Regions from separate parts of the Homo sapiens genome. Here region 2 is linked to region 1. A link is a loop called in an ENCODE intact Hi-C map of the cell type or tissue named here. Cell type or tissue: endothelial cell of umbilical vein. All regions are shown on one strand. Links, peaks and the distances in the headings refer to the core of each region. The heading gives the core; the rest is flanking DNA.

Region 1 (8,174 bases), core at 2,194-7,193:
AGATGTTATGAGCAGTCCATCCTAGGGCTCAGTAAGAGTGTGTTCCTTAATACTACAAAGTTCTGCCCCCACTACCATTGGAAGCCAAAGTGCACCCCCTCCCCACCCCCCGTAATTCCTTGTGTTTCTGTTGGTTAGATTTCACACATCTTTGTTCTTCCTTTCTTAGCTTAAGGCACAGTCTTTTACCCAGGACTCTCATCTGACACAAGTAGGACCTTTCCTTCTGGAAAATGACAAAAATATTCCCAACATAAAAATTAACTTCTAAAAATCCCTGCACAGGACTGAACTGACTGATGCTTTAGGGTTATCATATTTAGAAGGAAAAAAATGGACTGTTAAAAACTTTAGACAAATTAAACAATTTATTTGAGCATAGAATGATTCGTACATCAGGCAGCCTTCCGAACAAGAAGTGGGTTCAGAGGCCTGGTGCAGTGGCTCACGCCTGTAATCCCAGCACTTTGGGAAGCTGAGGCGGTTGGATCACCTGAGGTCAGCAGTTCTAGACCAGCCTGGCCAACATGGTGAAACCCCTTCTCTACTAAAAATATGAAAGTAGCCAGTGTGGTGGCAGGCACCTGTAATCCTAGCTACTCAGGAGGCTGAGGCAGGAGAATCGGTTGAACCTGGGAGATGGAGGTTGCAGTGAGCCAAGATCGCACCATTGCACTCCAGCTGGGTGACAAGAGTGAAACTCCGTCTCAAAAAAAAAAAAAAAAAGTGTGGTTCAGAGAGCTCTACTCTGCAGTGTGGGCACACAGCATTTATGGATAGAAATAGAAGTAGGGTACAGAAACAGTTTTATTGGTTACAGCTGGGCATTGGCTTTATTTGATCATGATCTAATCCATTGGTGGCCTGTGATTGACAGACAGCTAATTGTTACAAAAGTATACAGTACACCTAAGTTAGGCTTTCAGTTAAGTTAGGTTATAATTCCTGAAGTAGGGACTTAAAATACAGAACAGCCGCAGGCCAAATTTATTTAACAGGATGTACTTATACTAAAAAATGATCTGTTGCTTATCTGAAATTCAGATTTAACTAGGTATCCAGTATTTTATCTAACCAACCCTAGATGCAAGTAGTTTTTAAATTTTTATTTATTTATTTTCTTGAGACAGAGTCTCACTCTGACACCCAGGCTTGGAGTACAGTGGCATGATCTTGACTCACTGCAACTTCTACCACCTGGGTTCAAGCGAGTCTCCTGCCTCAGCCTCCCGAGTGGCTGGGATTACCACCATGTCTGGCTGATGTTTGTATTTTTACTATAGACATGGTTTCACCATGTTGGCCAGGCTGGTTTTGAACTCCTGACCTCAGATGATCCACCCACCTCAGCTTCCCAAAGTTCTGGGATTATAGGCATGAGCCACCATGCCCGGCCAGTTTTTTTTTAAAAGAAAGAAAAAGATAAAGGAAATAACCCTGTTGATATTTAGCTGGGGCGAGGATAAGGTGGGAGGGGAAAAGCAGTAGAAGTGTTTTCCTGAGTACCACAACTGTGAGGAAAATTGAGCTCACTCCAGTTCACAACAAGCTAAACATTTTCAAAATTATGCTAGAAACAGTAGGGGAAACGAGGAGGATATACATTTGCAGTGCGAGTAGCGAGGTTCATAGAAGATATTCCCTCTGATACTGGGAAATGAAAAATAGAACATTACAGCTGGGGAAGTTCTTTATAGTTTACTTGGTCTGATATCTTCCTTTCCCCTAGGGGGAAATTGGAACTGCAATATTAAGAGGCTGAGTTACCTGACCACATTTTCATCATCATTTAGAGGCTGAACAAAGACCAGAATCTTGGTATTTATTTGATCCTTCATTCTTGGAAAAAAACCTGTACAACATGACTCTGACATACCATAAGTTTAGAGGCAATCCATGTAAAATTAAGTGCTTTTGATAATGGAGACATCTAAATTGAGCTTTCTTGTATAAAAGTGATTACTGCAGAAATTAAAGTAACAGTCACTGAAAAAAAAAATTCTGCCCAGTTTCAGAAATTGCACTTTCGCTTCTGCAGTGGCCAGATTCACAATGCCCTCAGCATACATTCTTAATTTATTTGGTCTTCTATAGGTAGCATCCCTATAAACTGAGTGAATTTGGATTAAATGATTTCAATGGTAACTTCTAAGTCTATGACTCAGAAATCTGTATTGTCTGAATCTCTCTTAAGGAATTTCCAGTCTTACTGATTTCAGACATACCCACATAAAATAGAGATGATTTAGTTGGCTGGGCGCGGTGGCTCACGCCTGTAATCCCAGCACTTTGGGAGGCCGAGGCGGGTGAATCATGAGGTCAGGAGATTGAGACCATCCTGGCTAACATGGTGAAACCCCATCTCTACTAAAAATACAAAAAAATTAGCTGGGCGTGGTAGTGGAAACCTGTAGTGCCAGCTACTTGGGAGGCTGAGGCGGGAGAATGGTGTGAACCTGGGAGGCGGAGCTTCCAGTGAGCAGATATCGCGCCACTGCACTCCAGCCTGGGCGACAGAGCGAGACTCCGTCTCAAAAAAAAAATTAATTTTAGTTGACTAAGTTCAATTAAAAGTTGGGCTTTGCTGCAGCTGTTCATTTAGAAAAAGGTCAAAATTAAAATTCAGCATATTTAATGCAGAAAGCAAATGTCGGGGTTGAGGGATTGTAGTGTTAACTGGAGTGGGCCTTCTTGGAGAATATGAGTTGAACTCAACCTTGAGGTAGCAGAACTTGAGGACTTAGGTTGAGGGTAGGAGGAGAGGAGAGTTTAAGAAAACCAAACATTGGCTACCGCATAAAATTTGTGCTTGGAAATAGTGTCAAATAGCATTACCACAACTTCCATTGTCCATGCTCTTAGTTCTTCCGTGATTATACTTGAATCCCTCACACTGGCTGGTCTACTCATTCCACTTCTTTTCTAAGGAAGCTTTTTCAGGGTCCTCCCAGCCACTCTCTCATCTGACTGGGTAAAAGATAAATTGACAAATGCGTGCATCTTGTGACATGTCCAGAATATGACTTAATAATGTTGTTAAATTATTGCCTTCTCATCTGCGTGTCTCTTATGTTCTGCTTAAAGAGATTGTCAGTTTGTTCAAGCTCTTTTTAGTTGTTGCTCCTCCAGTGCCTAGCTTTGAGCTTTGTACACGGTAGTTATTGAGTTGAGTAACATAGTTTGTTCTGAGTCATTTGTTCCACATGCTTGAAGACTTGGCTTAACCTAGTAGATAATAGGAAAGAAATGGAAATGCTCTTTGATGAAAGAGCCCCTCTCTTATTCATCCTTTTTAAATTTTCTTTGTGCCCATATGCAGCAGCTCTCAGCAAACCTATATTTGGCAGTGTGGCCTGTATGACTAAAGAAATCCTGGCCAGGCACGGTGGCTCACGCCTGTAATCCCAGCACTTTGGGAGGCCGAGGCGGGTGGATTACGAGGTCAGGAGATTGAGACCATCCTGGCTAACATGGCGAAACCCCATCTCTACGAAAAATACAAAAAAAAAATTAGCCGGGCATCATGGCGGGCGCCTGTAGTCTTAGCTACTCAGGAGGCTGAGGCAGGAGAATGGCGTGAACCCGGGAGGCGGAGCTTGCAGTGAGCCGAGATTGCGCCACTGCACTCCAGCCTGGGGCAACAGAGCAAGACTCCGTCTCAAAAAAAAAAAAAAAAAAAAAAGAAATCCATAGATCATGGACCCACAAACCCCTAGTTTTATGAGGGAAGTGAGACCCAGAATAGTTGATAACTTTCTCAAGGCTACTAAACATGCAGTTCTCCTCACTCTAGAGAGTGTTCTTTTTTTTTTTGGGGGGGGGGGGGATACCTTGCTCTTTCTCATCTTTGCCTGGCAGTACAAAAAATTTTGCTAGATCCAAGGGTGTTCAATTATCCATCTCTACCCTTTCCTTGTCGTAGGAATGGAGTAGAGGAACACCTAGAAGTCAGGAGACTTGGCTGCTTCTTAACCCTGTACTACATTTGTGTCTTAGAGAATCCACTTAATTTCTCCAAGTTTCTGTTTCTACATCTTTAGAAATGGGGTAGGCCTCATGTGAATGCTAGGTCTCTTCTAGTTTTATTTAGTAATTTAGCACTAGTTCTGAATTCTGTTGACTTTCTGAGGATCCAAGGATCTTCTGTTCTCCTTCCCTCTTACAAATCATTTCCACAGTTTTTGCTAAAAGTAGAGGGGTGTAACATGTATGGGAGTTAGGGGAAGGGCAGAGGTGGGGTGAGGGAGATGGATCTGGGCTATGGTGTGCAGCAGACCTAGTGCCCTTCACTCTCCTGCCCGTCACTCTGCAGTGGTAGCATGGGATGCAAAAAACCAGCCGACTCGACAGGATAGTCTCTGACTTTTGGACATTGAGTATCTTTTTGGTGTTGGATGCCTTGTCTTCACTTTCCCTCTTCTTGTGGTCTGGGTTGTTTGGTGTCTCGATGTCTGTGAAGCATAATAAGACAAAGAGCAGACAGAACTGCTCTTTCAGAGTGTCACCAGAGATGGAATAAAGGCTCCTAAGGAATTCTGAGGTGTCGTGTGATGAAGCCATGGCAGCTCCCTCTGGTGAAGGAAAGAAATGTGCCCTCTTCACCTCCTTTGAAGTGCTGAGCCTACCCACAAGGATGTGTTTTTTCTAGAAGGAAAAGTCTCCACTTTTGGCAGCAGAACTGAAATAGAAAAATTGAGCTTGACCTATTTCCTTAGCAGTGAGTGCCTTGCATTGTCCTCTCAGGCAGTATGAAAATCCTTGAACTGGGAAACTGACAGCTGCAATCAGACACTTGCATTGGGGGAAACTTCATGAATTTTAATAGGAGTGCTGCTCCTGGATGAGGTTGGGAGAGAAAAGAGAGCCAAGCCAATTCAAACAAAAGGAGCAGAAGGGGCTTTATTACATGAACAGCTCATGGCAGTGATGAGAGTAATATTCAAATTATTTATTTGACAACGATTTTGATGATTTAAGAGGGAAGGATTGCTGAACTCCTATGAAGTCGAAGGGGTTATGAATCTTCCATGATTATTAATCCCACTGTACTGAAGGCAAAGAAGGAGGGTATATCAAAACATGAATTGCTAACAGTAGCAGTCCTCAGACACCGCACTTTAGTGATACCCAGGAAATGAACTCCGGGAATGGCAGTCACCACTACTCAGATAAAACTGCTTCCCTCATGGACTCACCACACACAGGCACAGACGCATGTGCACACCCACAGAGCCAGTTTCTGGACATCCTTTCTGCCCTCTTTGATGTACGTAGCACTTCCCCTACTGAGTAGCCATGCGGCATCCTGTTTGTCCAGGAAGGAAGTGTTGGAATCTGTTCTCATTGTCAGACCTCTCTTATGAAGCTGCTGCTTGTCAGCATTGATATTCCCAAGGTGGTCTCCTAAGTCAGGAAGAGTATAGAGGCAGTGCTTCTTGTTTTATATAATAGTCCCATCCACTTCTTTCACAACGTGCCTTCCATGCCACTCCCAGACTAATGTTTGTCAGAAGCGGGGACTGCTTTTGAAAATTCATGCAACCGTGAGCTACTTTTGTGTTTGCGGCCACGCTTCGTTTAAGAAGGGGACCTGAGGCCGGGCACAGTGGCTCACACCTGTAATCCCAGCACTTTAGGAGGCCGAGGCAGGCGGATCACGAGGTCAGGAGTTCAAGACTACTGAATGTAGTAATTTCAGAGTCCCACTTTTCTGAATAAATCACAAAATAATGTTTTAAGTGAAGACGGTACTTAAAAAAATACATTAGGCTGGGCGCGGTGGCTCACACCTCTAATCCCAGCACTTTGGGAGGCTGAGGCAGGTGGATCACCTGAGGTCAGGAGTTCAAGACCAGCCTGACCAACATGGTGAAACCCTGTATCCACTGAAAATACAAAAATTAGCCAGGTGGTGGTGATGTGCCCCTGTAATCCCAGCTACTCAGGAGGCTGAGGCAGGAGAATCACTTGAACCTGGGAGGCAGAGGTTGCAGTGAGCCGAGATCACAACATGGCACTCCAGCCTGGGTGATGGAGTGAGACTCCGTCGCAAAAAAAAAAAAAAATATATATATATATATATATATTTATATATATTTATATATTTATATATATATTTATATATATTTATATATTTATATATATATTTATATATATTTATATATTTATATTTTTTATATATATATAATTTATGTATATTTTATATATATTTATAATTTATATATATTTATATATATTTATAATTTATCTATATATATTTATATATATTTATCTATATATATTTATATATATATAAAGCTTTGTTCAGCAAATTCCTGTGTTGGTGGGACTATTTAGCCCAGGGAGATTTCAACCAAGGACGGTTACCTGTGAGAGTGCTGGCTGACTTTCCACAAACCATTTAGGAAGTACTGAAGAAAACAACCATACGCTGAACAGAACCAGCAATTGTGGTCTCCAGATTCAGGAGGGAACTAATTTCTGGGTGTTTGAGCCAGTCTTTCTCCTGTGGCTGGAGGGGAATGAAATGGGTATTTCCATGGGTCGGAGAATTGGGACTCACGACAGACTAAGGCAGAACACGTGAGAAATGCAAGTGAGGGCTGTCCTTCACCCAGATGAAGGAGCCCCTCTTTGGTCCCCTGCCAGGGCTTGTTGTCAACCGGTGGAGGTGGTGGAGGAAGGACTTGGTGAGTCTTTGTCCCAGGCCTCACAGTTTTGACGGTTTCATATTTAGTCTTGAAAAATGATCATGTAATGAATGTATACAGTTGTAATTTCTGTGAGCTTAAATAATGTGTTGCACTTACTGTAGAATATGTCTTGATTCCTGTAGCTCATTTTGGCGTGTCTTCATGCTTTAGTAAGGTGGAAGTGGCCCTGCCTCTTGGCATTGGAGAAGCCCTCTCTCCCCTCTCTGTACCGTGCTCCTTCCTAACTCTTGGCCTATTCTTCTGTCCATAATAGAGCTCCTGCACTGAGGTCTACACGGGCTCCCATTTATCTTTGCCTGTGCTGTAAGCCAGAGTATCTTTAAATCGTGTAAGTTGCCCGAGGCAACCAGCTATGGCAGAAGAAGATAGGTGGCTGGAATTTATTGCGGAAGTAACATTTATTTACGTTTGGGATCCCACTAATGTTCGAATCCTTGCTTCTGTGCTGTCATGCCTCCCTCTTGTCTCATCACATCTGTTCTCTGCCTAAGCCCCATGGTTTTCCATAGCCATCTCCATGCCTATCCTTGTAGTAAAAGCTGTCCTTCCGCCATGAATCTAATACTATGAGCCCTGAGCCTGGAGTCCCTGCCTCTGTGCTATTCATCCACTCACCCATCACTAAATATTCCCTGAGTGCCTACGGCACAGGCGCAGGCACAGTGCTGAGTGCTCTGGGTGTAAGAGCGAGAAAGATACGGTCTCCAGGTGCTGGGTGTCTTCCTAACTTTCCTGAGCTGCTGCAAGCTCATGGTGACCTACCTAAGCCTCCACCCTTGATATTCAATCAGGCCATATCCACCTGCCTACGTTCCCAAGTTTCCTTGCCACACCATGAGAATCCAAGGGTGACTTCTGTTCATAATAATGGAGAAATAATGTACCAAAACATCTTCCCGGAGAGGGGCTGAGAGGCCTTAATGCTGTGGTAAGGCAGGGTATTCATTCAGGTGCCAAGATGGATTGGAAAATATCCAAGAAGTAAGGAGGCTCTTCTTCTCAGGCTAAATAACAGCCTCCTTGTTGGGAAGGGAATAATCAGTCCCAGCTGGAGAAAAGAGACTGCATTCCCTTTGCTTTTCCATTCAAATCTAATCTTATGACATGAGTTTCTGACATGAGTAGCATTCTTGCCCAGACTTGTGGCCCCAGGGAGGGGATGGTTATTTAAGACAGCTGGCTCCTCCAGCAAAGCATAGAGCTTGATGATAAATGCTTACAGACAACTTCCCTTACTTGCTGGTCCCAGTCCCAGTTTAATTGACACCCCTAGAGATTTGCAAAAAAGAAATAGATGTTTCTTTGAACGGATATCATGTCTCTGAATGCAAGAAAAAGATAAGATGCTACATGCATACAGTTCATCAGTATTTCCCAGCTTAAGGAATTCTTCAGGGAGGGATTCCTTTTATGCATTCCCTGTGAAACAAGTGTCCTCTGCCTTTAAACCCTGTCTTGTGT
Region 2 (8,174 bases), core at 1,133-6,132, 63 kb after region 1:
CATGGGGGAAATCTGCTTCCATAATCAAGTCACCTCCCATAAGGTGCCTCCCCCAACATTGGGAATTACAGTTCAACATGAGATTTGGGTGGGGACACAGAGCCAAAGCATGTCACCAGATACAAGAAAATACATTTTCATTTATATTTTAATTGATGGTACTGACTTAAAGGTGAGCAGGAAAATTATTTTATAGGGCAGAAAATTGTGAAGAATAAATTTGAGACAGAATTAGAGGCTCATAGGAGACAGGAGTAGAATGTGGGGGTTCATTTATTTGCAGGGAATAATTTTGGAAATAGTCTAGTCCATTCATCTCAGCTTTACTAAAGGCATGGAAACAGAGACCAAGAGATGCCATTTTTTTTTCTTAGAAGTCTCTTTTATCCTATTATTCTACAGAATAAAAAGTCTTATTCCACTATGGTACCCAGAGTTCTTCATAGTCTGATCTCAATTTGTCTTTTCAGCTTCCTGTCCTGTTAATAACTCTTATCCATCCAACCCAACATGGTCTAAGCTTCAAGCCATATTGAACTCACCTTCATGGTGACTCTTGATAACTAGACACAGCTTGCTAATTGGGAACCAATCCTCGTGACCACGTTATAGAAGAATTTTAGAGAAACTGGTTGGGGGATTTGACATTTACACTCCTCCCAGCCCCCCACAAACACACATGACATAGTTGGCTTCTTTATTTCCACCTTTCAGGGCTCTCATCCTCATTCCTGCTTGGGAGGCAAGCTTATCTGAGTCTTCTACATCATGTTAATCCAAACACAGATTCCTCCATCCTCAGTTTTTAGTTAAGACTTGACTTACCAGCAGCCTTACACCTCCATTGCTTCTGTCCATACTGGTCTTCATTTGCAGCGTCCTCTCTTCCAGCATTGTGGTAAACCATTCATCTTGTAATACATTGAGCAAAAGTTAAGTCTTCTTTAACATCACTCTAGACTTTCTAGACAAAGTTCAGTCACAGCCACCTCGGGTTTCTGCTGCACTTGCTACGGTGTTGTGATCTTTATCATACACTTGTCTGCCTCTTTGGGATTGTAAGTACCATGGAGGCAAGGTTTGTGTCTAATTATCTTTATATCTCCAATGGTTTGGATGGTGACACGTAAACACATAACGGACAGCAGAGTATTGCTCACTGACCACTGACACTCACTCAGCTAGCAGCTGGTGCTAGAGCATGAGCCTCTACAGCCTGCTGTGAGCACCACACAAATAACTGTTGAAAGGAATATGCATTGATGCACAGCATCTGAAGCCATCCTGGGGACTTTTTATTTTTTGGCTAATCTAATCCAGAGTACCCGTCTTTTCTTTTTGGTAATATCATTTGATGATTTCTGAGTATCCATTTAAAAGTATTTGAAATTTTATCTCACTGTCTTCTGCCTTGAGGGAATTATATTTCATTTCTATATGTTCTTATTAGGAAAAGAAATATCCCTGCTCTGTGTTAAAAAAAAAAAAAAAGGGGGATTGTGGACGTGGTTTTATGAACTCTAACAAGGAATGGAGACAGAGTTGTAAACCGAGCCTCAGGAGGAAAGTTAGGATATGGCGTTCTCTCCTCAAAACAGGCTTCTCGCCCATTGGGACCTTGCAGCATGCCAGGCTCCTCCACCGTCGAACTGAGTTTGGCCCGGGCTTCGCAAACAAAGGCACAGGGCTTTCTCCAGGTGTGACCAGACACAAACACTGGGGCATTCATAAGGATACCCCCTTGACTGCTTCCTGCTCTCCACAACCTGCCTTGCCCCACTGGCTCTAGTTACTGCATTCTCTGAAAATATGGGAGCCACAGGTTCCCAAGGAACCCCTGCAGCCAGTCTGTCCAACAGCCCTGATTTAAGGCCCAGCAAAGAAGGTGACTGAGGTGCTTGTGAGCTTCCCTATAAACCAGGGAGTCCATTTCCCAGCTCACAGATCTCACTCTCACCTCCTGTTTCTTCTCTTTTCCACTCAGAGTTTCTTAATGTATGTAAAGAATCTGACACCGCCTCCTTTTTTCTTGTCACACATCAAGGGTGGATAATGTTTTTCACTTCTTCAGGAGAATTGGCTAAAATTTAAAAAATTTAAGAGTAAGTAATGTAATGGGGATTGATGTCTCCAACATCATGAGTCTCAGAATGCAATCAGGAAATCAGAGTCACACTCCTCATTGAGTCTCACCTGTCCTAGATGAGCGTCCACCCCTTCCCAAACCTACGGGAGCCCCCTTGTGTTAGCCCAGAAAGGGAGGAGAAGGAAGAAGAGGATAAAACTGACCTCTGGAAGAGGCGAATATGTGATGTAGAAAGGCTCTTCCGAGCCTTCAGAAATAACCATAGCCTCATATATCTCAGTAAAATGTGTTTGCGATTGAAAACCTAACTAGATCACTTGGCAGTTTCTAGATTTAGTCAGCAGGTTGGTATTGGCCTGGGAGGAGAGGGTGCCATTGAGATACTAAAAGTAAATACCCAGAGTGACTGTCGGCCTCTTCTTGCTCTGAGAACTAATTCAGTTTTTAAACACCAGAGCATTCAGACATCTGATTTGCATCCCGCTCTCCGGTAAGCAGCATCATAATTTAAAACCCTGCCAGTGGAGATGTATGGGTAGCTGTGTCAGGGAGCACAGGGGTGGCCGTTAATGCTGTGAGTTACAGCCTGGTGGTACCGTGTCAGAGTTAAGTATGAGAGACCAGTGATAAATTCAGGTTGTCCAGGAGTTCTGGGGATAGGAGAGAGAAGAGAAGAGGGTTGGTTTCTCATATTTGAAGTCCTTCTAAATCATTAAGTTGACATTTTATTTAGAGAACACACAGTGTTCATTTTGTATGTGGGATCTGCATTCCTCGCATTTTTTATTTTTGCATTCTGAGAGCAACTTTTGACAGAAGCATCTCACAGCTTGTGGTGGGGCGTTTGAACACTGCAGGGCTAGAGTTCTCACAGTTGTGATTGTTTAAATTCACTCAAAATCTGTAAGTAAGTGCAGGCTGTAGTCAGGGTTCTGGCAGGCCTTTCCAGTTATTTTTCAGGTACAGAATCTTGCAGAATGGTGCTGTGGAATGAATAATGATCCTGGCTGGAGCCCCTGCCTGGCCATATGACTAGTAACCTGAGTGCTGTGCGCCTCAGTCTCCTCGTTTGTAAAATGGAGGTAACAGTTCTCTTCCTAGTTGCCCAGTGGGGTGGCTCTAGAAGTCCAGTGAGATAATCTTCGAAAGAATTTTGAAATCTCCAAAGTCCTTGAGAATGTCAGTTTCTGGGGAGACCTGAACTCTGCCAGAAAGCCTTTGGAGTCCCTGTTCATCTAGTCACCTCTTTATTAAAGGCAACTGTTTTTAAAGCAATGATGTGTGTGTCTCTGTATCTATCTAGAGAGAGATATATGTATAATTTCTTCCTGCTTTGAAGACAGTCTCTCACTAAGATTTGAAATGTATTCATATTAGACATGTTTGCTTCTGTGTCCAGCATTGGGGAGAGATGAATCAGATAAAATATGACTTCAGGCTTGTCTACCCCTAATGACACTTCCTTTGTGATGTTTAGCCAAGGAATATCACTTGCACAGACATAATTCAGCAGTTACAGACTGTTCAGTCCCTTTCTATATATGCTCCTGCATCTGACTCTGAATTCTTTATAGAGGATGTGAAAAACAGGACTTCAGGGACTTCTGAGTATCTGACAGCAACCTCTGAATACCCCTAGGCATCACTAAATGGAGTCTTTAAAATAAATACTATTTTTCAAAAATTGTACCTAATGAGTATATTTTTAAGTTGTAAAAACAAAATAACAGTGACATTAATAAAACTTTTTTTTTTAACTCTCATGATGCAGACAGTTAGGAATTTGTGCTTATAACATTCTTATCACTGTAATTACTTAGGAAATTTCTTTCCAAAGTCTGGGTTTTGGTAAAAGCATTATAAATTCTAACTATAATTATATCAGATTGTTCTTGTTAATGTTTACATTAAACATAATGGGTGGAAAGTTTTCCTAAGACTGTGACGTGACTAAGAATCTGGAATCCGTTACTTTAGGCTGAATCATTCATATCTTTGAAAATGTTTCTGCTGACTTGTGGGCTGACTCAGAGTTGTAAATATCTATGAGGGACTCAAAATCCTCATCATTACTCCTGTGGAACTTTAAAGTCATAAAGATATGTGTTAGAGATGTGTATTCAGTATATAAGACTGGAAAACGTTATTCAGATACTAAAGGTGAAACATATTCTTATTAAATGGATAAGGACATCACAGGTAAGGGAGGTATTTCAGTGCCGTCCTCTTTAAAATGCCTGTAAAACTTGGGGAATTACTGGCCTGGGAGAGCCCTGCGGTTCTCCATTCTTTTTTACTGATGACTATTTAAATCACTCCCCCTCATTAAGTAGCAGACTAATGGATGATGTTGCTAACATGCTTATCTTGAAAAAACATCATTTTCTAAATTTTTCTCCTTCTACAGTTAATAGTGGTTGCGATAAATATCTGGTTCAGCAAAATATGAGACAAAGCAAACTATGCTTAAAATAGAAAAATAGAAACAGGCATTACAATGAGTATAGACTAGGTCTCTGCAGCAGTTTATTCTCTGAAATTCCATGTTTTCAAAATGGACATCCAAGAGACAAATAGACTATACACTCAGGTTCAGGACTGCATGGTGAAACTTGAATTATGCTGTCATACGCACTTGTTTGCTTCCAAAACTATTCACTTAGAACCTAACTTTCTAAAGTTATATTTATCCCGTAGTTTTGCTTATATATGAAATTATTATGAAACCAACACATGTTCATTGTAAACATTTTAGAAACCACTGAGAACTATAAAGAAAATTAAATTAATCCTTCATGCTACCACTTAGAGATAAACTTGTTAACATTTTTGAGTATTTTATATGTAATTTTGCATTTTTTAACTCTGCATAATAGTGACTATTTCCCATATGATTAATATATTTGAAAAATGCTTATTAGAAAGTATGTAATATTTTATTATGGTAATGTATCATAGTCATTGCCCTATTACCCATTTATGTTGCCCTTAGTTTTTAAAAGTCATAGATAAATTCTGAGATTAGCGTCCTTATATATAACGTTTGGGTCCATCTCTATTCCCCTAGAGTAGGTTTTGAGAAGTAGACTTATTGGGTCAAAGGTTATAATTGATATAAAGAAATTTGCTATATATTGCTGAATGCTTTCTAGAAAGGTTCTTTAAGCATAAATAGTCACGTCTCCACCAGCATTTTTAAACCTTTTCCAATGTGATAATTATCTAATCAGCCAGTCCTTCCAGGAAATGGAAGGAACATTTTTTATTTTTTTACTTTTTATTTTTTCTCATCTGATTACCCACAAGGAAGGAGCATTTATTGAGCCCTGTTCTGAGCTTTGTCTCATTTCACCTTCACACCAACTTCACAAGGGAGGTACTGGCATTATCTCACTTCATAGATGAAGAAATGTGCTCAGAGAGGTTATGTGACTTCAGAGGTCACACAACCAGATGTGTGGACTTGTTATGGAAGTTCAGGCTGCCTGATCCCAAAGGTCATTTTCTTTCTAAACTTCCAAGGTTTTCCCCTATATCATATTTGTATTTCATCATTGACTGTCTAGACAACAAGGACCCCATTGCTGCCCCCAATTTTATTTTCTGAACTAAACATGCTAGTGCCGTGGAGATCACCAAGTGCTTTGGTGGACACTTAATACACCATTTCTTGGGCTCTCAAGTACATCACACATAGTAAATGCTAAATAAAGGTCAGTTTCTACCTCCAGGATTAGAGGCCTCTCTCACGCCTATCAGGTACACAGCCGCCTACACTCTAACTACTGTGTAAGCAAGCACGTGTGTTCATCGTACTCCTAGGGAAGGAACTTTCTGCAAAAGTGGAAAATATTTTTTCCAAATTTCACACAATTGTGCAAAATCTCTGAAGAGAAAAAAATTAGCACTTTAAAGCAACAAAGATGAATCATGGTGTTAGAATCACAAGGAGGTGTCGGGCACGGTAGCTCATGCCTGTATTCCCAGCACTTTGGGAGGCTGAGGTGGGCAGATCTCACGATCCCAGGAGTTCAAGACCAGCTTGGGCAGTATAAGGAGACCCCGTCTCTACAAAAAATAAAGAAATTAGCCTAGTGTGGTGGCATGTACCTGTAGTTCCAGCTACTTGTTGGGGGTTCCGTGGGGGAAGGATTACTTCAGCCCAGAGGTTGAGGCTGCAGTGAGCTGTGGTCACACCACCGCACTCCAGCCTGGGCAACAAAGCGAGACCGTGTCTTCAAAAAAAAAAATCACAAGGAGAGATTTCATTCGAGTTTAATAGTAAATGTATTTGTGTCCTTTCTGCCTAATTCCAAGAGCCCTCTCACAATTGTTGAGGAAAAAAAAATCTTCTGATTGTTGGCTGATTTCTGTTTCAGGTGTGTGAATATCCTGATGGAACCAAGTCTTTGAAACTGGGAGACTTTGGGCTTGCGACTGTGGTAGAAGGCCCTTTATACACAGTCTGTGGCACACCCACTTATGTGGCTCCAGAAATCATTGCTGAAACTGGGTAAGACTTCTGGTGGCCCTGGTTAGTACTTTAACTTTGATGAGAAAGGTCTGTTTTGTTGCTATTGCTGCTTGTGTATACAGTTGGTAAGAAAGGTCTGTTTTGTTGCTATTGCTGCTTGTGTATACAGTTGGTAAGAAAGGTCTGTTTTGTTGCTATTGCTGCTTGTGTATACAGTGCCTCCTGTGAAGGTGGAGAATGGAAAGAAGTGAGAGTCTGTTGCCTGCACCATGATTTTGACCTCAGGAAGCAGATTTTATGCTTACCTGGCCAGAGCCCTGGCCTGGACTTGTGTTCTAAGGCCACTCTTGAGAGTATGGCAGTAGTCACCAAGACTGTGGTTAGGTTGGCAGAAACAGATGCCTTTTTCTAAAGTGTGATTCATTCATCTCTATGTGAAATGAAATGAATAATTTAACACTAAAATAATCCTTTTCCTAACAAATAAAGGCAATACTCCAGTACCATGGAAGGGTCTTGGGAGCCATCAGTTCTCTCCCCCTCACCCACTTTGTTTTCCTAGCTATGGCCTGAAGGTGGACATTTGGGCAGCTGGTGTGATCACATACATACTTCTCTGTGGATTCCCACCATTCCGAAGGTAGGCGGCCTTTTGGGCGACGTATTTGAATTGCAAATGTTCTCCCTTGGGTCCAGAAGCAGGTACTTTGCTCCTGGAAGTCGGGACTGTTTGGTCATTAAAAATGCCAGTTAAAAATTACATAAAACGGGGGGAGGGGGGAGGGATAGCATTGGAAGATATACCTAATGCTAGATGACGAGTTAGTGGGTGCAGCGCACCAGCATGGCACATGTATACATATGTAACTAACCTGCACAATGTGCACATGTACCCTAAAACTTAAAATATAATAAAAAAAAAAAAAGAAAAAGAAAAAAAAAAATCAGAAAAAAAAAATTACATAAAACACCTTTCGCTTTTTAATTTACAGCCTATTAATGTATATTCTCATTAGCATACTTTGGGTGTGAGGTGAAGGCCTTTGCTTTGTGTTTGGTTGGTCCTCTGAGTTTCCAGTGTTCATTCTTTCATAAAAATAAACCCATAATACAGTGTCTACCATGTCCAATTTCTCCATCTTTTCAAATGACAGCAAGATTTAAAGAGCCTTGTGAAGCAGTCCGAATCCTTCCAGGTATGTCATCTTCCATTTCTTCATAGTGGTCTCTCTCACTCAATTAGGCAGCAGTTTTTATATCCTCTTTCCAAGCATTCAAGTTTGTTCTCATAGAAACAGGATCTCTTTCTTCTTAAAATTCATTTTATTGGTTCATGTGACATTTAATTAAGAATAGAATTACAAACACTTGTGGTATAAATAGGCCTGGGAATACACAGACTGAGTGAGTCTTGGTAACCATTTGCTTCACATGGTGGGAGCAGAGATGGCCACTGACAATGGTCAGAGTATTTGAGCAGGGCACGGGAGCACACTCATTGGCCTGGCAATCTTTGTGCAGGGAATGAGTGAGGGGCTTCAGCCACAGCTCTTTTGATGAGTTTCATCTCCCCCTCTGGAGCAAATGAATTACTCTGAAGCAGAAGTTCATCTA

What was found. Peaks named below come from ENCODE experiments on the same cell type or tissue, not always from the same donor. Only the 100,000 strongest peaks of a DNase experiment are listed, where the experiment ranks them.
Region 2: a loop joins it to region 1, with 2.1 times the contacts of the local background. A loop is called at or near these places in 1 of 110 quality-filtered maps.

The regions. Positions count from the first base shown.
Region 1 is chr4:150,168,948-150,177,121 of GRCh38, forward strand. All of the region lies in intron 2 of DCLK2 (doublecortin like kinase 2), which reads left to right. Among named protein-coding and RNA genes, the nearest start is that of DCLK2, 95 kb to the left of the region's middle. RefSeq lists an enhancer at 6,374-8,174. In endothelial cell of umbilical vein, for the core only: no CTCF peak of the experiment used is centred there; DNase peaks (open chromatin) are centred at 4,754 and 5,274; H3K27ac peaks cover 1,678 bases.
Region 2 is chr4:150,233,277-150,241,450 of GRCh38, forward strand. DCLK2 (doublecortin like kinase 2) reads left to right here. Exons shown (of 16, transcript NM_001040260.4): 11 at 6,466-6,599; 12 at 7,123-7,200. Among named protein-coding and RNA genes, the nearest start is that of DCLK2, 160 kb to the left of the region's middle. In endothelial cell of umbilical vein, for the core only: no CTCF peak of the experiment used is centred there; DNase peaks (open chromatin) are centred at 3,535 and 4,075; H3K27ac peaks cover 2,064 bases.